Linked DNA regions of Homo sapiens: all the other regions are linked to region 3. Evidence: chromatin loops called from intact Hi-C (ENCODE). Cell type or tissue: IMR-90. All regions are shown on one strand.

Region 1 (8,000 bases), 1.5 Mb after region 3:
TTGCAATAATAAATGAACACTTAAAAGGAAGTTATAAGTGTAGAATTTTCTGAATTTTAAATTGATTAAATTTACAAAAAGAAATGCATTTCTAATATTTTTTTATTTTGTTGAATTAATCATCATGTGAAACAGTTACTCACGACTAGGAGTATTTGCAAAAGGCAGATGTATGGCTCTAGAGAAACCAAATAATAGGATAAGCTGGAATATGGAAGAAGGGATAAAAGGACAACAGATGGAACCAGGCAGGGTTAATACATATAGTGTAAATGAAGTAGAAGTTTTTGAAGCCCAAAGTCATGGAAGAAGTCTTTAGAAGGCCAGAGCTTTCCTAGCTTCAGTTTTTAGGAATACATCGGCACTGCCCAATAAAAGGCAGATAACAAGCCTCAGTAAATTATTATTATTATGGTGATAGTGAAACCACATCATAAGCGATGAAAAAATAATAAAAGAAGAGATTATCAGCACAGGAGGAGGTCAGGCCTGCAGCCAGCACCAGTTCATGTCAAAGCCAGCAACAATTCATAAAGTCGTAAAAGGTAATTGTGGAATAGGGACTTGGGAAAGACAATTACAGAATTAAAACCCAGGCCCTCTCCTGCATAGGGTACGGATGGATGAGGTGTCCTTTACCTTTTTCTGCCACTAGAATCTTTGTGTCAAATGAAAGTCAACTACTTTACACCCACAAAGAAGACTATGTCAAAGTGTGCAGTATAATTATGTAATTTTATAACAGCTAATGAACACTCAATATTTCAAGTCAGTTTGACGATAGCCTGCCACTGTCTCTCACAATTCCTAGGTGATTCAATGTTTAGCACTCTGTTTTCTAATTTTCTTACAATACTATGTTCTAAACTTCCACCCCTTTTGTTAAGACTAGAGTATGGGTATGATGCTTGGAAAACTCGTTCCATTAAAAATCCAGAGGTGAAGTCCATCACATTTAAAGAGTGGAACAGCACTTGGAATCCTAAAACTAGAAAACAACATTCAAGACAAGAAAGTAGATGATAACCCCCTGGGTTTCAGAATCCCTGCTGCTGCATCAGGTCCAGGTCCCAGGGCTACAAGAAGGGACAAATGAGGAGCTTATCAAAGCCATTCAATTGAATTTGAAGAATTGGCCCATAACCTGACAAAGGATTTTGTGTGATAGTAAATAAAATAACATAAAATAGTAACATCCGACCAGGCGCGGTGGCTCACGTGTGTAATCCCAGCACTTTGGGAGGCCGAGGTGGGCAGATCTTTTGAGGCGAGGAGTTTGAGACCAGCCTGGCCAAGAGGGCAAAACTCTGTCTCTACTGAAAAAAAAAAAAAAAATACAAAAATTAACCAGGCATGGTGGTGTGAACCTGTAGCCCCAGCTCCTTAAGAGGCTGAGGCAGGAGAATCTCTTGTACCCCGGGGGTCAGAGGTTGCAGTGAGCCAAGATCACACCACTGCACTCCAGCCTGGGTGACAGAGCGAGACAAAAACAAAAGAAAAAGTAGCATTCAACCTCCAGCTATGACTTTCCAAGACCACCTAGACAGTGGCAGAAGCCCCTGACTAGGAGATAGAACACTCCTGCTTAAATTTCCTTCAAGCACATGTGTTGTGTATTGGCCTTGACATCAGGATGTCAACATAGTAATTTCAATGGTGAAATCATACTTATTGGTTTCCCTGGGGTGTTGTTAAAATCTCATGGGCTTCTGTACCCATCGTAAAACAAAATTCAGATTCACTGTTTTTTTAATAAATATATATTAAATCACTTTGCTATTATCTCAGAAGCAAAATAAGAATAGGGCAAGAATGTGATAATCCTACCACAAAAAGGCTGAGAATTCCTGAATTCGGAACAGTAAGCTATCATTTCAGAGAGCACGAAGGTTAGACTTCTTCAACGGAGAAAGCTGCCTAGAAGGATGTACGTAGAAAGAAATGCAGAGAGTAAAGCTACACAGGGACCTGCTTTAGGGAAAGAAACAAGGTGACTTGCAGGAGGAAGAAAAGTATCATGGAAGAAGCAGAGAGCTTTAAAGGTAAAAACAAAGGTGATTCTGACGCATAAAAGCAGGAGGGAGCCCATAGCACACATGTAGTAAAAGTCTGTTAGAACATTTACTAAGAAACAGAGAAAAGAAAACAAGGCAGGGAAATGTCACATGGCATACATTCCAGACAATTTAGCTATGCTATTTTCGTCTCGATTTTTCATTTTTAATTCAAGGGACTTCAGCTTCATTGTGGTGAGACCTAAAGAGAAATTAAACTGACATTTGGATCAAAAAAATTGTAACAAACATGCACACAGAGATGGTTTCTGTCCCCTAACCAGTGCTCCATACTGGCTTCAGCCATGAGGCCGCTATGGCTCTACAGTTGTTTGCAAAGAGTTGCTGGACTACTGCCCCACAAAGACAATGGGTTTTGATTCGTTGTTTTTCAGTTGTTTGTTTCTGTATTTTGGCTAGCCATAAGGCTGATTCGTATATTTACCAACATTAAGATCTGGATTGAATTTCCACCTCCATCCTCACTCAGTCTTTCAGCATTTCAATATGCCCACGTGTGCTGGCCACCTTTCAGGTGAGAGCCTATCTGTTAAGTACAAACCTTTCTGACTTTCAAGCCAGATTCTCGTTCAAGTTTTTTGCAGGCTGAAAATGGTAATTAAAATATGAGTTAGGGGAAAGAATGGGAAGAAGGCAGGCTGCTCAGGATTTGCATTTTGCCCATCTCCCTTTAGTGTCAAATACTATACATTTACAAACCTCTTCTGTCTGTCTGGATGAGGAGGGAAAGAGCAGCTATACATTACCAACCTGGACCAATTAAGAGTAGCACAGAAGTAAACTGCTGGGCAGATGAGAACAGCTGGGCCGAACATAATGTACTTCCTTTCTCACCTTGTGTGGGTTGCCCTTCCGGGGTCCTTGTATTTCAGGAATGGTGGAGTCCCGCATGTTGATCCCTACTTGGTTGCTAGCACAGCCAGCCAGTTTTTAATGGGGAAAGACGCAAGAGGGACTCACAACTATTTCAGCCTTTTCCTCAAAGTGAACATTCTTTTTTTTCTTTCCTTCTGCATTATTGTGCCACGGTACTTTAAACTTTTCCCATCATTAAGCCTTCTGAGTGAAATTTTGAACTGATTAATGTGGCATTTTCCACTAAACTGTTTCAGGAAATGTTGCACCTTACCAGTGGGATGCTTTTGAATAATGTAATCTCCTTAGTATAATTAAAACTAAGTTCTGAAGTTACTACCTTTTCTCCCTGGAGGCACTCATCAAAATGTCAAGTGTTCCTTCTAGTAGAACTGCAAACCCATAGTACAAACAAATATATTACCCACTGCTCCTCGCTAGCAAGAGGCCCTTGCTGGATTTTTTTTTTTTTTTTTTTTTTTGTCACTTCATTTCGAACCTGTGCAAGCAGCATAAGAAATATGATCACCAAAAGCCACTGGACCCTCGTACCCTGAGCCGTGTTCTATACCAGCTGCCTGGTTTGCATTTACTAATATTCCTTTTGAATACTTGTCTTCAACAGATGAACTTTTTGTTGTCGCGTTGTTATTTATGCATAGAAAACAGCGTGGATCTAAAAGTCATTTGTTCTCCTAGAGCTTTCTATTTAGTTTAAAAGGAAAAAAAAAAAAAAATCAGGAATGCAACGCCCTCTTCTGGCTGAGAAGCATTTAGATAACTATGCAGACCTGAGCGGCATTTTGACCAAGTTTTTAAAGACTGCTTGGTATATAGTGAGTGATAAATGAATAATCGGCATTATTGTCAAAGTTTGCAACATTATTCCCCCTCGGGACAGGACAAGGTCTGGCCTCAGAGGGCCAGTCCCAGCTGCCCAGCTTTTAGGAGCTCTGGAGGAATTAAGTGAGTGGACCATTCCCCAGCTAAGCAGAAAGGTGATAAGAAACGGTATCAAGAGTCCCGTCCCTCTCTGGAACAAACATTCAATCCAAGACAAGGGTAAGTTCATTCTAAAGGCTTAGGAGATTTGTTTTTGAGTAGATGTCAGAGAAAGCCTATATTCCTTGCTAATTACTGGCTTTCTCTAGAAAAATCAGAAAGGGTATCAAAGGTTTCCAAATGCAAGCCTATTATTTTCTTATGAATGTAACCACCCTAATTATTTTGCTTTCCCGAGATCATATTAGAGTCTACCCTGGAACCTACATCTGCCTTTGAGGAGCCCTATCCCCAAATAAGGTGGCCCTGCCAGTCTCCATCTGGGAAGGAGGTGGAAGGAAGTGACAAAGGAAAGCGCAGGCATTTGGAGACAGAAGGAGCCCAGCAGGACTTTGAAAGAAAAATATTCAGTGCTGGAACATGCTTCTTACCAAGTAATGTTTTCACTCTCTAGAAAACATGCTTCTTTCCAGTCTGAAGGCCAGGCTGGCTGCCACTTCTCTCCGCCTGCCAACTAGTCATTAGCAAACAATGAGCAACCCAGTGACTACAAAAGAAAAAGGAAATAGGCATGCAGCAGCACAAGGTAATGACTGCTGAGTGTCTGGAGGATAAAGTATCCAAGTATCAGGCTGGAGGCTGCCCTCTTCATGGGGAGCTTCAGGATGAGGGAAAAAGGGAGGTGGGGCACAGCTGAGGAATACAGTCTGCGGCTGGCTAGGGAGGAGCCTCGAGATGGGTATACTTGGGGAGGCTTGGGACACATTCACCCAGGGATGTGTGCAGCTGAGGGCGTGCACAGCTGTGGTCATGGCTGGCACAGGATATTTCCTCTACCTAGCCCATGGTGGGAATGTTTGGAGTGAATAATTCAAGAAAGTCATTTCCAGAACACCCAAGTTGAAGGTCTTTGAGTGACAAGTATCAGAAACTCTCTTTAACTTGAGCAAAAACAGGAATTTATCAGAAAGAATCCTGAAGTGCCTCATAGAACCAAAGGACAGGAATTATGCAGGGGCTGGGCTGCTTGTGTATCTGGAGTCAGGAACTAAAAAGCAGTTAAGAAACCAGCCCTTACTGCCTGCCTCACCCCCATCCTCCAGCGCCACATGGTTTCTCGACTCTCTCCTTGCACTGTTCCACTTTTGTGTCCTCACTCTAGCATCTGCTTAATGTTTATATGATCAAACATGGTGGCCACAGCCCCAGAGTTTAATTGTCCTCAGTTCAAATATGGCATAAAACTGAATAAACTATTCATTCCAATTCCAAATTTCCAAGAGAGACCATTTGCTCCACACTATTTAGGTTCCTCTGTTTTCTAAGCAACCATGTGATATAATTTGGCTGTGTCCCCACCCAAATCTCACCTTGAATTGTAGCTCCCGTAATTCCCACATGTCGTGGGAGGGACCCAGTGGGAGATAACTGAATCATGGGAGTGGGTCTTTCCCGTGCTGTTCTCATGAGAGTGAATACATCTCATGAGCTCTGATGGTTTTGTAAAGGGGAGTTGCCCTGCACATGCTCTCTTGCCTGCTGCCATGTAAGATGTGACTTTGCTCCTCCTTGCCTTCCATCATGATTGTGAGGCCTCCTCATGTGGAACTGTGAGTCAACTCAACCTATTTCCTTTATAAATTACCCAGTCTCTGGTATGTCTTTATTAGCAGCGCGAGAACAGACTCATACACCATGATAAGGTAAACTCATGTGCTATGGCATGGCAATGGGGATTCATCCCTATGCATGGGAGACAGTTCTCAGAGAAGGTGTTATGGACTGGGAAGAAGGTCCAATAATAAACACACACACTCACATTGACTCTCAATGATCTTGAAGCACAGCTGAAATGGTTTTATGAAATGGCAAAATAAGGAGAAATTTTTTGGAAAAAAAAATTCTTAGAACATTTTCTGTTTCTGAAGACTTTCAAAGGTAGGGGGAGAGAAAAGGGTACCAAATCGTATTTTATGTATAGTAGAAAAGATAACTAATTTGGAAGCTAGAAGATCTGACAATTGCTCCTGGTTCCACCAAACTGGCTATGTGAACAAGTTATATAACCTCTTACCATAGTGTTCTCATTTACAAATAAGAAATAACAGTAGTTGCCCTGTGTATGTCATAGGGCTATTTTGTAAGAGGGGATGTACTGTACTGCAGTACCTACAGAGGCATGGGGATGAAGCAGAGTTTTGGTGTTCCATGGCTAATAATTACAGGTCACATAGAGATTCAGGGTTATATTACTCCTGGATGCAAGAAAGAAAAACAATGGAATTGCACCAATCACCATCAGCCTTACCTGCAGGACTCTGGAGGAATTCAGCTGTAAATTCTTAGCTAAAATCTGACAGAGCTAGAACACTCGCTGAGGAAGCACTTACAATTAATAATAAAAATGATGCAGAGAATATTCTCAGTGAGTGAAATAAGGAAGCACCCACTGTTGTTCACTGGGTCAGAAACGTGGCAGATCCAGGACTGGCTTGTTGGGCATGACCCTTTGTTCAGCAGAGTGATTCAGTGGGGCTTAAGTGATGTTTTACTAAATTAAGTCAAGGCTGAGTACTCCCCACCACCCACCAATGGATGTGGAGGGGCAGGGGCAGGGTGGCATCTGCCCAGCCCCTGGGAATTCAGCTGACCTGCTGGCTTGGTGTCCCCTTCCTCCCTCAATCTTCCTCATGCATCCCTTCTTGACATTGCACCCTCAAAGAAGATGACCTTCCCAGCAAAATGATTGTTCTTCTGGCAAGCATGTCTGCCCAAGTTTGTTGTGAAGATATAATAAGGTAATGGATATAAAAATGCTTTAAAAACTGAACTCACTACACAAATGTAAGTTATTATAATTATTATGATTAACAATGTCATAAAAGGAAACCATTAAATCAGTCACACAAATTGGCACATGTACTCAGTACCTAAAAGTAATCAAGCAGGGAGCCTAAAAGCAATTTGATAATCTTCTCCTTTTAAGTTCCTTTTCATTAAGCTTTTGCAGGTTTGTGCATCTATAAAATCAGAAGATATATTTGGCTTCAGGCTACTGCTTTCTCAGCTTAATGAAGGAATGTCTTCTTTGATTATTTCTTATCCCAAATCCTTGAAAGGGAAAACATATGTCCATCTCTGGGACACACACCATGCTATCTACCAACTGTTCGAGAGAAATGTCAAATCAGAGCTGGCTTCTGGTTTCTTCTTTGAGATTCTTTGCATCCATGATGGGGAATGGAATTGTTGAGGAGGTGAGAGACATAGAAAGAGATACAGAAAGATAAGGACAGACAGAGATACAGAAAGAGACAGGGACTGTTCTGTTTTCAACAGGCCATCTTAGCTACTCAACAGAGAGTAAATAAAGGAACAACAGCCATTCCTGCAGCTGAGTATGACTAGGGGTGCTGAAGTACAATTATATTATATTCAAAAATAAATACATAAGCAGCACCTAAGAACCACATTCAGGTAGCAGTACAACCTGAGGTTCTAGGTCAAAGATAGCCATCTTTTTGTAGCAAAAAGACTGAAATTCAAATTGGAGGACTACAGTACAGGACATGGAGCCTCTTCCAGTCAATTCACGTGGGGTAAAGGTTCAAAGTGGAAGAATTTGCTGTAATTTGTGTAGTAAGGTAAATCCTTTGACAACCCACAAAATTTATCTTTCATGAAATAAAAGATGATGGAAATGAATAGAGGAAAACATAATTTGTTACTGCCTATAAAGGGGATATAAAGACTAGAAAAATGAAAGGTGAACAGCATTCCACATGTTTGCCAGTTCCTAAGTGTAAATTTGCAAGTTCAAAGCTCAAGAGATCTTTTCCCTTCGATTTTGTGCTTATAATTAGGCTATGCTTATCGATAGAATTTTGTGTTTATCCTAAAATGATGGCCTTCCATTCAAGATCACTAGATTCATAGTCATGGGCATTTTAGACCTTACATCCAAAAAATATAACTCTTCTTAAGATAAACAGGGATGACAAATAAGTAGAAAAGCAATCTTATAGAATTCGCTTTTGAGAAATAAAAACTCCTAATTTACTATACTTT
Region 2 (8,000 bases), 250 kb after region 3:
CCTTAATCCTATTCCTTTGCTCATTTTTATGTAAAATTAATTTTCTTAACCTTTTAGAATGGAGGCTTGACTTACAATAATGTTTAAATTTTATATATTAAAACATCCTCTTCTTCCCTTAAAAATTTTTTTTGGGGGGTAAGATTTCAAAATATGGAAGCTTACTTTCAGAGATTTCCTGTTTCTGTTCACCTTTCCAATTTTATCGGGGACATCTTTTTCCTTTGTTTCTATTGTCTCTGTACTGCTCAATTTGGATTCTATTTCCAGCAGTTTTCCTCAGTATATAGTTCTGTACTGGGGGCGCACTTTGACTGGTTAGCTCTTTGGAAAGATATTAGAGTCCAGACTGCTATAGCTCCTTCTGGTCTTACCATGGGCCACTCAAACATATCTACAATTAGAGTATGCCATCTTCTCCCAGTTTGAGCTGCTGTAGTCAAATTTGCTTGCTAAGTTTTCAACCAACCTGTTGGTTACTTTGGACTTATCCAGGTATATCAGATGCCTTATCGCTTTTTACTGCCTCCTCTAGCAAAAATGCTGGTAGTGCACAGATCTTTTAGTTGTCAGTGGTTTGTTCCCACTTATTCACAGTTTGGGGTTTGTAGGGATACTTCATGACCTAGTTTGGTTGTAAGTGTTAATCTGGTTTTTCCTATTTGCCATTTTTAGTCTCTTTATGTGTTTTAATGGAGAACTAGAGGAACATTAAAAACTGCATTGACATTGTCATCTTTCTTTCTTTTTTTCTGAGAAGAAGTCTCGCTCTGTAGCCCAGACTGGAGTACAGTGGCATGATCTCGGCTCACTGCAACCTCTGCCTCCCAGGTTCAAGTGATTCTCCTGCCTCAGCCTCCAGAGTAGCTGGGATTACGGGCACGCGCCACTGCACCTGGCTAATTTTTTCTATTTTTAGTAGAGACGGGGTTTCACCACGTTGGCCAGGCTGGTCTTGAACTCCTGACCTCAGGTAATCCGCCCGCCTCGGCCTCCCAAAGTGCTAGGATTACAGGTGTGAGCCACTGCACCCGGCCTGTCATCTTTCAAGAATGGCACCCAAACTACAGTTTTTGGCACTACATTCACTGAGTATTTTGATTGAAAGATTTTCATCTGATTTTGAACAAAATACAATTAAATGTAGAGGCAGTGCTATTTAACTCTCCAAGATAAGGAGCTTGTACCAGAAACAAACACACGTCTTTCTTCACTGAGAATGTCTTGTTACAAACATGTCTTAGCTCCTTTAAATGGTGTGTGTAATGATGTAGTAGATTTATGTTTTAGCACAAGATCCTTATCTTGTGACCCAGTCACAAATAGTTCATGAACTAGTAGCATGTATTGATTTATAGACTTGTTTTTAAGATAAATTCAATACCAATTTATAAAACAATAGGGTTAATTTAAAAGTAGTTATTTGAAGGCTCAAAAATCCAATTGATGGGCAGTAAAGAAAGACTGCTAATAATGCCCTACTTAGTTATTTTAAAAAATATTCCACATTAGCTTTATTACATTTTGTAGTTCAGTTACTCTAATTGTGTACATAGAGAAATATTTGTAAATTTTAACAACTACAACTTTTATTTAGATTGATAAAATGTTTGGACACAGTTGTGAGTTACATGTATACTACAACCAATTCCCAAAACACTTTTGCTTCGTAATTAATCTTCATGAAACGTTGCTTTTCTTGCCATACAGATGTATTATCAATATAAAACAAAATTATGTTAAAAGTTGAAATTTTAATCTTAATTGATATGGTATTTACAATAATGTCAGATGTTTTGACTCTGTTAAAATGGCTTCCAAAAGCTTTTCTCTGATTCCATTAACTTTCTATTTGAAGTATCTGATGGCACTGACATTAACTATGAGATACTTTTTGCTGATAGAGTATGAAGAGATATGGTTTCATGTTTTTATATAGACAAGAAAACTTAGTATTAAAGATGAATGAAATTAACTTAGAAGAATTTAAAAGGTATAAAAGAAAATTCAAGCTTCACAGAGTGATACGCAAATGCACCCTCTGCAGTTGCACCTGTTAAACTGTAATTTTCAGATACTTTTTGTAAAATAACACCTTACTTTGAAAATCTCTGCCAGATTTGTGTATTCTGTCTGGTTTCCAATCTGATTTTCAGTGACACCTTTACAGCTCTCATGGTGGATGGTAAATATTAACAGGTGTTTTGAACAAGTTATATACACATCGATTTTTTTAGTTTTCCACAGAATGTACGCTTTCCTTTTAATATCTCTTGTTGCTATCAAAAGGGGTTAATGCAAAATACAAGTCTTAGCAAACAATGAAATAGTTGTAGACTTTTACCGTGCAATAAAGCGGAAAATCACTGTAGCAAGAGTCTTCAGACTTTTCTCTATGTGCTGTATTAAAAGATGCCTCATCTGCATTTCTCAAATATATTTCATGCACATATAATCTGTAACTTCCCATATTTCTCACCAACTCTGCCAACTGGTAGTCTACTGGCTTCTCATACATCACAGGCCACACAACTGATTACTACACCAAGTGGCTGGCTGGAGTAACAGTATTGATTACTTTCCTGACCAGCATCCAAACCCAAAAGTCAGCTATCTCCTGCTGCTCATGTCTGCATGTTTCATAAGTGAGTGCCCCCCCAGCTGTCCTTGAATAGAAGGTGTTACACTGAGCCTGGAAAAGGTCAGGAAAAAGAAAAGAATTATTACTCATCTTTTAGATTTAACCACATGCTAAAGTAAGATGTTTCTCATATACTAGTAGATGAGACCATGGTGGAAGCTGGAAGTAAAAAGTGGAAGTTTATCAAATCTGTTCTGACTTGACTTAATGTATTAATAATAATATTTCAGTATAAAATAAAAATTCTGGGGGAAATGCTAAACATACCATAACACCAAAAACTGTTTCCTTTAGTTAATGCTATATGTGGCCTAATTATAGGCCACATGAAACATACCATAACACAAACTGCTTCCTTTAGTTAATGCTATATGTGGCCTAATTGTAGGCCACATGAAAGGTTTTGTACGGTCTTTTAAGAGTAATGCAGTGTTATGACGAATTGTAAGTAGGAGAATATGTTCAGAATTGAGTTTTTCAAAGCATTTTGGCTGCTGTGTAGAGACTGGGCTGAAAGGAGTAAAAGTATATGTAATACTGCTTTTGATTAATAGTGGCAGCAGTGGTGGCAACTGTTTATGACGTGCCAGGTCTTACGTTAATCATGTTGTGCATATTATCTCAATCTTCAAAACAAGCTTGTTAGGTAGGTACTATTGTTCCCATTGTATAGCTAAGGCAACTGATAATTCGAAAGGTTAGGTAAGGGTAAAGCCAGGAAGAACTCAAATATAATTCTTATTTGTTTCTAATCTAATTCTTCAAAAGAGTCTTTCACTTTTTATATTTATTTTACCATTAGACTTTTTTGAGAGTAGCAACTATGTTTTAAAATAGCACCTAAAGACACATTCTAGCACCTAAAAGCCCTCTGCATCCAAAAGAAGTTCAATGTTTGTTAATTTAACAATAAGTAAATATTTATATTAAAGTAGCTTGGAAATGTTTATTTGACAACATTTGGTAGGTTCGATGTTTTGTATTTACTTGAAATTAATAATGCCAGATTCAAAAATGCTACAATTTAGGATTTTCATTAATTTTAATGAAACTTCTACATCATTAATTTGAAAAAGCAGGTTTTACTGCATTTCACTTAGAAAGAAAAATGATTATACAAGTATAATAAACTTACTATCTCCCTTCAACAGGTTCAATGTCAAGGGTGTTAATTCCACCGCCGTGGATTCTTTCAACATCTCTGTCTTTATTTAATTCCAGTCCCAAAACTCTTAAAAATAAAAGGGGGAGAAAGAAATTAACAAGTAATTTAACATTTAAAAATTTCTTATTTAACCAAGATTACTTATGGTACAAAAATCACAAGAAATGTCTAAATCTTCTACCACACATCCTAACGTATTTATAGATTTTTAGACATCTTGTATAAATGTTTAAAATATCAGCAGTAGTAACAATTACATGCAAACTTTTAAAGGTATTTAAAGACGGAAATTTGTACGAAAAAAGTTAAATTCTGATAAATGTAGCTGAGGACATCTAATGGACAAAAGCATAAATTACAGGATTAAAAAAATTCCTTGAAATGTTTCTTAAAGACGGACAGAAATAAAAAATGAGTATGGGCTGGGTGCAGTGGCTCATGCCTGTAATCCTAGCGCTTTGGGAGGCTGAGGTGAGAAGACTCCCTGAGACCAGGAGTTGGAAAGCACCCCAGGCAACATAGCGAGACCCCATCTCTACAAAAAATAAAATAAAAATAAGCTGGGCATGGTGGTGGGCTCCTATGCAGGAGACTGAGGCAGGAGGATTGCTTGAGCCCAGGAGTTCAAGGATGCAGTGAGCCATAATCACTTCATTGCACTCCAGCCTGGGTGACAGAGTGAGATCCTGTCTTAAAAGAAAAGAGACTATGTTCAACTTAACATTTATGTGTATTTAAATAAAGCCACTTAAATATCAATACAAATAATTAACAAGTACTCTCACAAACTAAGACAAATGACATTTCTGATATTTTATAACTGTAAACCATCATTATCCTGGTGAGCATATTATTAAGATTAAATGAGTTTGTATATAAAAGGTGCTAATTACAATGCCTAGTACATTGTAAGTATCTAGCGAATATTAACTATTTGAATCTCTCTTAATCTGTTGGCTGTTATTAGCATCTACACTAATTTAACCAGAATTATTTCTAAATTCATTATTGATTAAAATAATGCTAGTTTAAATATCAAATTATAAATTTTTGGCCTATAAAATTATCAGTTTTTTAAAAAGATAACAATGCACAATGCTGGAAAGGCATAAACTGATACTTTCATTCATTGACATTAGTACAAGTAATTATAAGCATTTTGGAAATCATTTTAGCAGTATAAAGTATCTGATTTGAAGATATACATGGCCCTTTGTCTTCTAGACATTACATATAGTACAACAATGACAAGCAGGCCAGGCGCAGTGGCTCATGCCTGTAATCCTAGCACTCTGGGAGGCTGAGGTGGGCGGATCACCTAAGGTGAGGAGTTCGAGACCAGCCTGGCCAACATGGCTAAACCCTGTCTCTACTAAAAATACAAAAATTAGGCTAGGTGCGGCGGCTCATGCCTGTTATTCCAGGACTTTGGGAGGCCGAGGATCACAAGGTTACAAGATTGAGACCATTCTGGCCAACATGGTGAAACCCCGTCTCTACTAAAAATACAAAAATTAGCTGGGCGTGGTGGCCTGTGCCTGTAATCCCAGCTACTTGGGAGGCTGAGGTAGGAGAATCACTTCAACCTGGGAGGCGGAGGTTGCAGTAAGCCGAGATCACACCACTGCACTCCAGCCTGGGTGATAAGAGCAAGACTCCGTCTAAAAACAAAAACAAAAACAAACTAAAAAATGAGCCAGGCCTAGTGGCGTATGCCTGTAATCCCAGAGGCTGAGGCAGGAGAATCGCTTGAACCCAGGAGGCAGAGGTTGCAGTGAGCCGAGATCGCGCCACTGCACTCCAGCCTGGGTGACATTTATTGCAATACATCTATATACATTGCAATTTAGCCTTAGGTTTAAATATCCAGACAAACAGTAATGAGTTATCTGACTTTGATCAATAACAATAACAGCTAATATAAAAAGCCAGGCCGGGCATGGTGGCTCATGCCTGTAATCCCAGCACTTTGGGAGGCCAAGGAGGCCGGATCACTTGAGGTCAGCGATTCAAGATCAGCCTGGCCAACATGGTGAAACCCCGTCTCTACTAAAAATACAAAAAAATTAGCCAGGTGTGGTGGGGCATGCCTATAATCCCAGCTACTCAGGAGGCTGAGGTGAGAAAATTGCTTGAACTCAGGGGACGGAGGTTGCAGTGAGCTGAGATCATGCCACTGCACTCTATACTCCAACCTGGGTGACAAAGCAAGCAAGACTCCGTCTCAAAAAAAAAAAAAGCCTACTACTCATTGTAATAGGTAGTAATAAGAAGTGTAATAAGTGGTAGTCCCAGGAGTGGTGATTATTATTAAATGCATCTCCTGATTATAAGATTAATAGAAGAGTAATTTGCCCAAGGTCACACAGCTAATATTTGGCTGAGCCGCATTTGAACTTTAACATTAAATTTTTTTTTAAATTTACTTTTAGAGACAGGGTCTTCCTCTGTCACCCAGGCTGGAGTGCAATGGCAAAATCATAGTTCACTATAGCCTCAAACTCCTGGGCTTAAGGGATCCTCTTGCCTCAGCCTCCCAAATAGCTAGGACTACAATTGCATGTTACCACACCTGGCTAAGTTTTGGTATTTTTTTGCAGAGATGAAGTATTGCTATGTTGCCCAGGCTGGTTTGGAACTCCTGGCCTCAAGCAATCCTCTCACCTTCACCTCCCAAAGTACTGGGATTACAGGTGTGAGCCACCACATTCAGCCCTGAACTTTGACATTCTTTCCCCAGACCACTATGCTGTTCTGTCATTTCTGAACTTCAATATTTCATCAAAACTTTTTTTTTCATATTTTTCCATTGAAATTGCCATTTTTCTGAAAATATTTTTCCATATGATCATTTTTCAAATTACAACAGAATATATGCTCTTTGTAACAAGTAAAAACAGTATCATTCAAACATGTATAAAGGTAATCATCTTTTCCTTCAGCTCCCTCTTCCTAACAGTAAGAAGCATGGCTCCCAGTAAGAAGCATGGCTCCCATTACTACCAATATATTTATCAATCCCCTGTATGTAACCAATCTCCCATCTCCACTACCATCCCCTCCCCCAACAGCTTGGGCTCTGATTTCTGTCTCCTCTAAAATCCTTATCACCTAAATTTGTATGTCCCCACAATTAAACTACTTCCTCAACCTGCTCAGGCTCTGAAATTCCACTCTAGGAAACCTAATCCCATACTAAGTGAGAAAGCTTACCTCTGCCCAACATAATGACTTCAGGACTGAATTGTCTGTGAACTAGAAGGAGAGTTTAAGATGAAGGGAAAAGGGCAATAATACTATAAAGGGAAAGAGAGGTGGGGAGTGGCAGGAGACAAGGTGTACAAAACATAGGTTAACATAGCAGGCCTGAGACGGCTACCCTTAAAAAGTTCTGCTTGCAAGATTGGCTCTTGGTTACAGTCTGGGATTTCAGGAGGGTGCCCACCATGACTGGATAAGAATGGCTCACTGTGCCTAAACTATTTGAGAAAATAATGTGCTTTATGATGAATACCTGCTCTACTTTTGGGAGTCTGGAATTTTGGTACATGCTAGATAGAGGGTGCCTTTATGAACGGTACCCAGTAAAAACCTTCAACATTGAGTCTCTAATGAGCTTCCCTGATAGACATTTCACATATGTTGTCACAATTTGTTGCTAAAGGAATAGAGTGTGTCCTGTGTGACTCCACTAGGAAAGGATTCTTGGAAGCCTGTGCCTGGTTTCCTCCACACTTTGCCCATGCACCTATTCCCTTTGCTGAGTTTATCTTGTATCTTTTCACTGTAATAAATCACAGTCATGAGTAATTGAGTCATAATTAAATGCTGAGTTCTCAGCCCTTCTAGAAAATCATAAAACCTGGGGATGGTCTTGAGGACTTCCCCCAACACAATGGCATAGGAGTAGAGGGAAAAGAGAAGGGAAAATGGGCAAGGAGAGAGGAAAGAGTAGACACATAAAGGAGGGAGGGTAAAAAGGGAAAGAGAAGAGGGAAGGCAGAAGAGCCTGGGGTAGAAGGGTAAGGACAAAAAGCAAGCCCTGGTGTCTTTTAAAATCACCTTTCCAATCTCTTTTTTATATAAAAGCATTGCTTACTGGTTATTAATAGCTAGCATTCACTTGGCTTAGTTCGTTTCCATGCCAAACTGATTGTTAAATATTTTATCAGTCTCTTGCTTCTTCTATGGCAC
Region 3 (8,000 bases):
TATTGGAACGCTAAGCATGTGGGAGTCATCTCTATCCTACTGCTCAAGGTCACCACCAAGGTCTGATTGCAAAAATTCAAAAAATTGCAAACTCAGGAATAAAGAGGTTAAGGACACTAGTGGATAATAACTAGGCATCATGAATTCTCAGCAAAGAAACCTGGGTAAGGATATTAAAAAAAAAAAAATTTCAAGGCCAGTTGGTAAGACCAAGTGTTTAAAACAAATAAATATAAAGGAAAAGGATAAAGAAATCAGCAGGAACTATGACCCCAAATGAAGGATCAGGATAGAAGAATAAGCCAAGGATTTGAAATTATCATGAGTTAATCACCAAAAAGCCTAAAAAAGGACATTATAAAACAAAAGTCTATCAATAACCAGGAATTACCTTTTATGACTCAGGGCAATATATTTCAACATTCTATTTAACACACCTACATGTACTAGTTCTTTTGCAAAGATGGCAGTGATAACATAACCCCAGAATCAGTTTGACTTATCAGCTTAATACATAACTTTGAACCTTGGGTCCACATATAACTGGCCTACTACTTATACTTGGTAGACTCTGCTCCTGTGCTTCAGTGCCTACAAAGGATCCTGAACTCAAATCCATCCCCCATATGTGTGATTGCTACAGATCAATATGATCTGTTGCTTTGCTTTCACATACACCTAATAATCTGTTGCAGTCACAAACACATAATAGTCATTGTGCTATTTCCTAGGCCCAAAAAGCTGCCCCAGTCTTGCTCACTCTACAGCCATTGCTTGTTATATCCATCTGGGTTCTTAGTTGCAACTGTAAGGAACAGAAACAAATTCTGGCTGATTTAACCATAAAGGAATTTGGAGATACCAAATAGAACACAAAATCAATTGGACAGCTGGAGAAACAAGATGGGGGTGGCGGATAAGACAAAGGAGGAAAAGGAGGCCACCCAGCACACACAGAAGGAAGCACAAGTGAGTTCATGCTCCAGGAACAATCTGGTCCTAAAGCCACTGCCAGTAGCTCTGGATGCCTCTGTGTACTTCTGTCCTTGCTCCTGCAGTCCACCACGTCTGTCACAGGAGGATTCTAAGCTGTCCCTTCCCCTTTGCATGCCTCATTCAAGATTCAAAGTCCTAAGGAGGAACATACAAATGACCAAGGAGAAGACATGCCTGAGCCCTCACTGCCAGGGGTAGGAAGCAGGAGTGTCTCACCCCTGTCGGTTTCCACTGTAGGGCACAGGGCCCTGCCTCCCACCAACACCCACACAAATGAGGATTCCTACAAAATAGAAAAGGAGTTTGGCAAGAAACAGAAATAGAAAAGAAATGCCTGGCAGCAACCAAGTTGTCCCTATGTATATTTTCATCATTATCCCACAACAACCTGGGCATTCATTCTTGACCTTTGTGGGAGATGTGGGTACAGACTCTGAGACAGTCACCCAGCTCCAGGGACTCCAAAATCCTTGAGAGATTACCTAGGAACAAACCCATCACAAAGACTTAGACACCCACTAAACACTGCAGGTATGTTTGAAGAACTGTTCATTGGCTTGAAAACAGTTACAGTTACATTCCAAGCCTCTGTAAGCAGATGCTAAACATTAACAAAGATTCTAAATGTAACTAGCAATTTCAGATTAATGAACAATATGTTTAAAACTTTGTTCAAAAATAATCAGACTTCAAACAAAGCTTACGGACTACATACAGAGCAGTTACAGGGTCTAGCCTGAAATTTGCCTATAAAACACAGGCCCTTCCTTCCTTTTCAGCCCCACGGCTAGCATTCTCATCTAGGCAATATCGCTTTCACCAGTTACCTTAAACGCCTCACCAGCTTCTCTGCCTTACAATCTATTCTGTCCCTATTATTCAATTAACTCTGTTCTAGAACAAAGACTCCATCACTGCTCAAAACACTAACAGTAGCTGCCTTCTCTGTTTCTTTTTTCTTTTTTTTTTTTTTGTTTTTTGTTTTTTTGTTTTTTGTTTTGAGAGGGAGTCTTGCTCTGTTGCCCAGGCCTGGAATGCACTGGCACAATCTCGGCTCACTGCAAGCTCTGCTTCCTGGGTTCATGCCATTCTCCTGCCTCAGCCTCCCGAGTAGCTGGGACTACAGGCACCTGCCACCACGCCCAGCTACAATTTTTTTGTATTTTTAGTAAAGACGGGATTTCACTGTGTTAGCCAGGATGGTCTCGATCTCCTGACCTCGTGATCTGCCCACCTCAGCCACCCAAAGTGCTGCGACTACAGGCGTCAGCCACTGTGCCCGGCCTTTTTTTTTTTTTTCTTCTTTAAGAGACAGGGTCTCACTATGTTCCCCAGGCTGGCCTTAAAAATCCTGTAGCACACCAACACGGCACATGTATACATATGTAACAAACCTGCACGTTGTACACATGTACTCTAGAACTTAAAGTATAATAATGAAAAAAAAAAATCCTGAGCTTAAGGAATCCTCTGGCTTCAGCCTCCTAAGTAGCTAAGACTACAGGCGCATGGCACTATGCCTCGCTTTAATAACTTCTCCTTTTGAAATAAAACCCTACTCCATAGTCAGAAATGTAAGAAATTCCACCAAATGTATCCCTCATGATTTCCTGACCTAAGATTTCTGTTCCAGCCGGGTCATCCTCCTCCCTTTTCTCCCAGGAAGCTTATTTGTGTGTTTTTGACTGACAGCCTTGATCTTGCCATCTTTCCTTTTCCTTCCCATCCCTTCTTTTTATCCAGATCCTGCACTGTTTAGCCGACCCAGGCTGAAGTCCTGCTCCTCCTCCGTCTCCTTCCCCTTCTCCTTCTCCTCCCCATCCCCCTCCCGTTCCATAAGGTTCCAAACACTCCAGTCCACACCAACTGGATCACAGACACAATTCCTACAATGGCCAGGCAGATAACATAATCATGATACAGTCTGGTATAATATTATAGGGAAATGGTGGGGAATGTGGCCACTGGAGTGAGTTTGCCCCATCTAAAGACTTTCCGGTTCATAATGTATTAAGACACTGTGCTAGAAGTTAATAATGTTAAGTGTCTATGAGAAAGAGAACTGAGTGGCTGGGGGAGGGATATGTGAGGAAGGCTTTTCATTGCATATGCCCTTTTGCACTTTGTAAATTTCGAACCACATAAATGTATTATCTTCACAAAATATACAAAATTTAAAAATAAAAAGGAGATAGAAAAAACTTGATGACTAAACCACAATACTGGTCAAACAAAATAGATATGTCAACCCAATGACTGCCAGTGTAACTGATTATTTGTTATGGGTTATTTTAGGTAATTAATTAAATACTGTCTTGATTCTGCTAAGTAGCAGAATCTTTTTCATACAGACACACACACACACACACACACACACACACACTCTCTCTCTCTCTCTCTCTCTCTCTCTCTCTCTCTCAAAAGAGATTATAAAGTCAGGCAGATAAAGAATCACATTATATTTCCTTTTTAGATCCTTCACTGCCACGGATTGGAAAACATGTGATAGGTACTCCATACCTGGAAACATAAAAGTTTAGAACTAAAAAGGATCTTAAAGATCTAGTCCTCCCTGTCATTTTTTTCTTTTTTATTTTTTCTTTTTTTTATGAGACAAGGTCTCTCTCTGTCACCCAGGCTGAAGTACAGTGGCATGATCATGGCTCACTGCACCCTTGAACTCTGGGACTCAAGCTATCTGCCCCACTCAGCCTCTGGAGTAGCTTGGTCTATGGTACATGCCACCACTTCACCTAACTAAACTTTTAACTTTTTGTAAAGACAGGGTATCACTTTGTTGCCCTGTCAGTTTATATTTGAGAAAACCAATGCCCAGTAAGGCTAAGAACTTATCCAACTAATCACAGGACAACAACCCATGACGATGAAATGAGTAAAAACAAAAGAAAAATAAAATCACACTAACAAGTTTTGTGCTTTCCTAGAAAAACAAAAGATGTCCACTAGAGGGAGGAAGTAGTCCATTAATTTAAAGGTGAGGTATCTAAAACGGGTCCAAAAGACCTATTGGGTAGTGATGAAAGAATTTTTCCCAGGGCCACAGAAAATGACTTAAGGGCCACCTCCCTCAAACAACTTAAATTTGAGTTTCTTTCACTGGAGGTACAAATACAGGTTTTGCAAATCTCTAGCTTAAGAAAGTTATTAGCATATGGTAAAATAAAATTTTTTTTTTTGGTGTATAGCCCTATCAAGTTTAACACATGTATACACTTGTGTATCTACCACCAAAATCAAGAAACAGAACTATTCCATTACTCCCGAAAACGCTCCTTCCTGCTCTCCCTTTACAGTCGCACCCTTCTGCCACCCAGCGGTGCTACATTGTATGGATGTACAATAGTTATCCATTCACCCATGGAAGAATGTTTAGGTTATTTCCAGTTACTGGCAATCTATAAATATTCACTTAACGAGTTTTTGTGTAAACATTGTTTTTGTCTCTCTAGGATAAATACCCAGGAGTAGGAATGCTGAATCATATAGTCAATGTACTTATTAACTTTAAAAGAAACTAACTTTTCCAAAGTGACTAACAATCTAGGTGTCCAACAGCAATGTATAAGATTTCCAGTGACTGCATCCTCACTAGCACTAGATATCATTAGTATTTTTATTTTAAACATACTAATAGATACATAGTTGTATCTCCCTAGGGCTTTAATTTGCATCACCCTAATGTATACTACATCAAACATCTTTTCAAATGCCCATCTGCTAACTGCATACTTTTGGTGATATGTCTTTTCAAGTCTTTTGCTCATTTTTCAATTGGATTGCTTGTTTACTTACTGTTGAGTTGATGAGCTCTTTACATATTCTTGATAGCACTCCACTGTCACATATGTGGTTTGCAAATATTTTCCCCATCTGTAGCTTGTCCTCTCATCCTCTCATCCAATGTCTTTCACAGAGCAAAAATTGTTCATTTTGATGAAATCCAGTTTATCATATTTTTCCTTTATGTTTGGTGCTTTTAGTGTCATGTCTAAAAACTCTTTGCCTAATACCAAAACAAAGATTTTTCTCCTGTTTTTCTAAAAGTTCTGTAGTTTTATATTTAAATCTATGATCCACTTTGAACTAATATTTGTATGAAGTATAAGGTTTATGTTGAGGTTCTTTTTTTATTTTGGCACATGCATGGATGGATGCCCAATTATTCCAACATAATTTGCTGAAAATACTCATCTTTTCCCATTAAATAGAATTTACATCTTTGTAAAAAAATCTATTGGCATATTTATATGTATCTGTTTCTGGACTCTCTATTCTGTACCACTGATCTATATGTCTTTCACTTCACCAACACCATAGTATTAACTTCTATGGCTTTCTATACTAAGCCATAAAACTGGGTAGTATGATTCCTCTGCTTTTTACATTAAGAACTGTGAAAGTAACATTATTCAATAAATCTGGCGATAGCTACATAACAAACTTTAGTTTCAAATTAAAATCAGTATTTTGAAAATAGGCCAGAAAAGCAAGAAAGTATGAGAGAAAAGGAATAGAAAGAAAGAGGAAGAAAAAGAGAAGTTGAAACATGAGAATGACACACACAGAGGTAGAAACAAAAAAGAAAAAAGAGAAGGAAAGAAAAAAAGGAATGAGACAGGCAGGAAATAAAAAGAAAATGGTCCCTACATGTTAGATCTCAATCCCCACCATCTGAGCTGTGAATTTCTACCTGTAAGCCATGAAAACCTTCCCAGTTCAACCACCCACCAGAGCTAGCACCAGTGATGAGAGCAAGTCAGGAGCCATGTATAGGCTCCATGCCAGAGAAACCTTTCCTGCTAAAGGGCTACAACAGGACAAACACTTTTCTCATTAAATAATCCAAAACAATTATCATAATATACATTTTTATTTGTATAGAACCCACTAAGTTAGGTTTAAATAATATTACGTAATTGTTCACATACACAGATGGGCAGAAGCAGTAAGTACAGAATTTCTTTAATTAGAACATTCTTGGTGTTTTGTTTAGACATTTTAAAGGGGAAAGTGTCTGAGGATTAAATATGTACCCTGTCTACCTCATAGAATTGTCGTAAAGATCAGAGGAGATCATAAAGATTAAATGACATCACAGAAGTAGAAATGTTTCATAAACCAAAATTTCTTATAAACATATAAAGTAGTATAATTCAATCTCCTCATCCATTAGAAGTTTAGGGTCATGAAGCTTTAAGACACAGACAACAGCACCTGGTTCAACCATGAGCACCATTTAGTGAAATCTAAAATTGTTTTCACCAGCAGCAAACCCAGAACTCTTTCTAGTAATTGCTGTTGGTTAACAGGAAAGAAGTATAGTGCTGAGTACATCTCTGTAACATCTCATTATTATTATAGGCATTCAGATATTATGAACTTGCTTTCCTTTCTTATACACTAAAATTCACTCCTCCCTTCAATTTTTCTATACTGAACATCTTGAGTCTTTAAAAAAAAATTACAAATTTAAATGCATTCACAGAACAAATATGACATGCATTTCTTAAATCTAGAAATCATTTTTGACATATTCCAAAATAAGGGCTTTACTAATCATCTTTGTTATAAAATTCTCTAACATATATATGCAAATTCCCTCTCTTCAAAATATACAAAAAGAACCCTTATATTTTAGGTAGCTTTCTCTAACAAATAGATAAAGGAAACCACCTCTCTTTTGCTATATTTATATAAGTATTTAGGTTATGTTTCCCTTGCCTTCTTTATTTGAGAAGAACTTCTTGAAGAAGACAGTTCATCATTTAATACGTATTACATGGTACTTAATGCATTGCAAGAACTTTGTGAATATAAACGTGTTGATTACACCAAATGTTTCTTGCTTATTCTGTGTGTTTACTCTTTCATTCACTAATATATTTGATAAACTAAGTCAACCTCATGTTGTGAAAATAGAGGCAGCCTGGCATAGGCTTCAGAGATGAAGACCTCATTTCAAATCCTGACTCTTCTACCACTACCTGGATTACTTTGGACCAGTTAGTTATTTTGGCTTTATTAATTTCCCAATCTTTACAACTAGGATACTACCATTTCCACCTACAGGTGTTGAGTTAAATAATGAATTATGTGATGAGGATGGAACAACATAGAAGCTCTAGAACATTAGTTCCTTCCTTTCCAGCAAGAACCCTTCAATGTCCATTCCATTATTCTCAGAACTACTTACAAAATGTTTCCCTTCAGACCAGCCCACCCAGGCCCCCCACCACCAATGCCAGCACCTGCATATACCACCCAGGGACCTGAGGACCATCACACCTTGCCCACTACCACCACCCAAGGGCACACATACACCACCCAGAGCGGCAGGACCAGCCTGCCTGGCATCTACATCATCAGAAAAGCCTTGCCACAGCCTCTGCCAACAACCTAAGCCATTGAGGAACTCACAGACACCACTGGCATTGATTACAGCCAAAGAAATAATAGAGACTAAATTACTGTGCATACCCAAAATCAAAGGGAAGGCACTCTAACCAGCCAACACTATAGATAGATCTACAGGAAAAAAGTCTTTACCTACAAAAGCCAATCCATAAAACTAGAAGAAGCAACTGTTCCACCAGATACACAGATAACAACATTGAGACATAAAAACAATGAAAAGGCAAGGAAACATGAAACCTCCAAAGAGACGCAATCATTCCCCATTAACATCTCAAAGAAAAGGAAATCAATGAAATGTCTGAAAAAGAATTTCAAATAATGATTTCAAGGAAGCTCAATAAGATACAAAATAACACAGACAGACAATACAAAGAAATAAGGAAAATAGCTTATGATCTGAATTATAATTTTTTTTTTTAAGAGACAAGGTCTCACTATGCTGCCCTAGCTGGACTCAAACTCCCCTACTCAAGCAATACTCTCACCTCCTGGGTAGCTGGGGCTATAGGTACACACCACCACACCCAGCTCTGAATGAGAAATTTAATAAAAAGATAGTTATAATTAAA

Evidence for each region. Peaks named below come from ENCODE experiments on the same cell type or tissue, not always from the same donor. Only the 100,000 strongest peaks of a DNase experiment are listed, where the experiment ranks them.
Region 1: it touches region 3 in a loop (17-fold over the local background); 5 of 110 quality-filtered maps call a loop at or near these places.
Region 2: a loop joins it to region 3, with 14 times the contacts of the local background. A loop is called at or near these places in 15 of 110 quality-filtered maps.

The regions. Positions count from the first base shown.
Region 1 is chr5:62,140,140-62,148,139 of GRCh38, forward strand. It overlaps the pseudogene RN7SKP157. Among named protein-coding and RNA genes, the nearest start is that of KIF2A, 160 kb to the right of the region's middle. In IMR-90, a CTCF peak has its summit at 3,686 (motif pointing left); no DNase peak of the experiment used is centred here.
Region 2 is chr5:60,925,088-60,933,087 of GRCh38, forward strand. It overlaps ERCC8 (ERCC excision repair 8, CSA ubiquitin ligase complex subunit), which reads right to left. Exons shown (of 12, transcript NM_000082.4): 2 at 3,777-3,872. Among named protein-coding and RNA genes, the nearest start is that of ERCC8-AS1, 12 kb to the left of the region's middle. In IMR-90, a CTCF peak has its summit at 4,139; no DNase peak of the experiment used is centred here.
Region 3 is chr5:60,673,949-60,681,948 of GRCh38, forward strand. All of the region lies in intron 2 of DEPDC1B (DEP domain containing 1B), which reads right to left. Among named protein-coding and RNA genes, the nearest start is that of DEPDC1B, 22 kb to the right of the region's middle. In IMR-90, CTCF peaks have their summits at 3,950 (motif pointing right) and 4,348; no DNase peak of the experiment used is centred here; H3K27ac peaks cover 497 bases.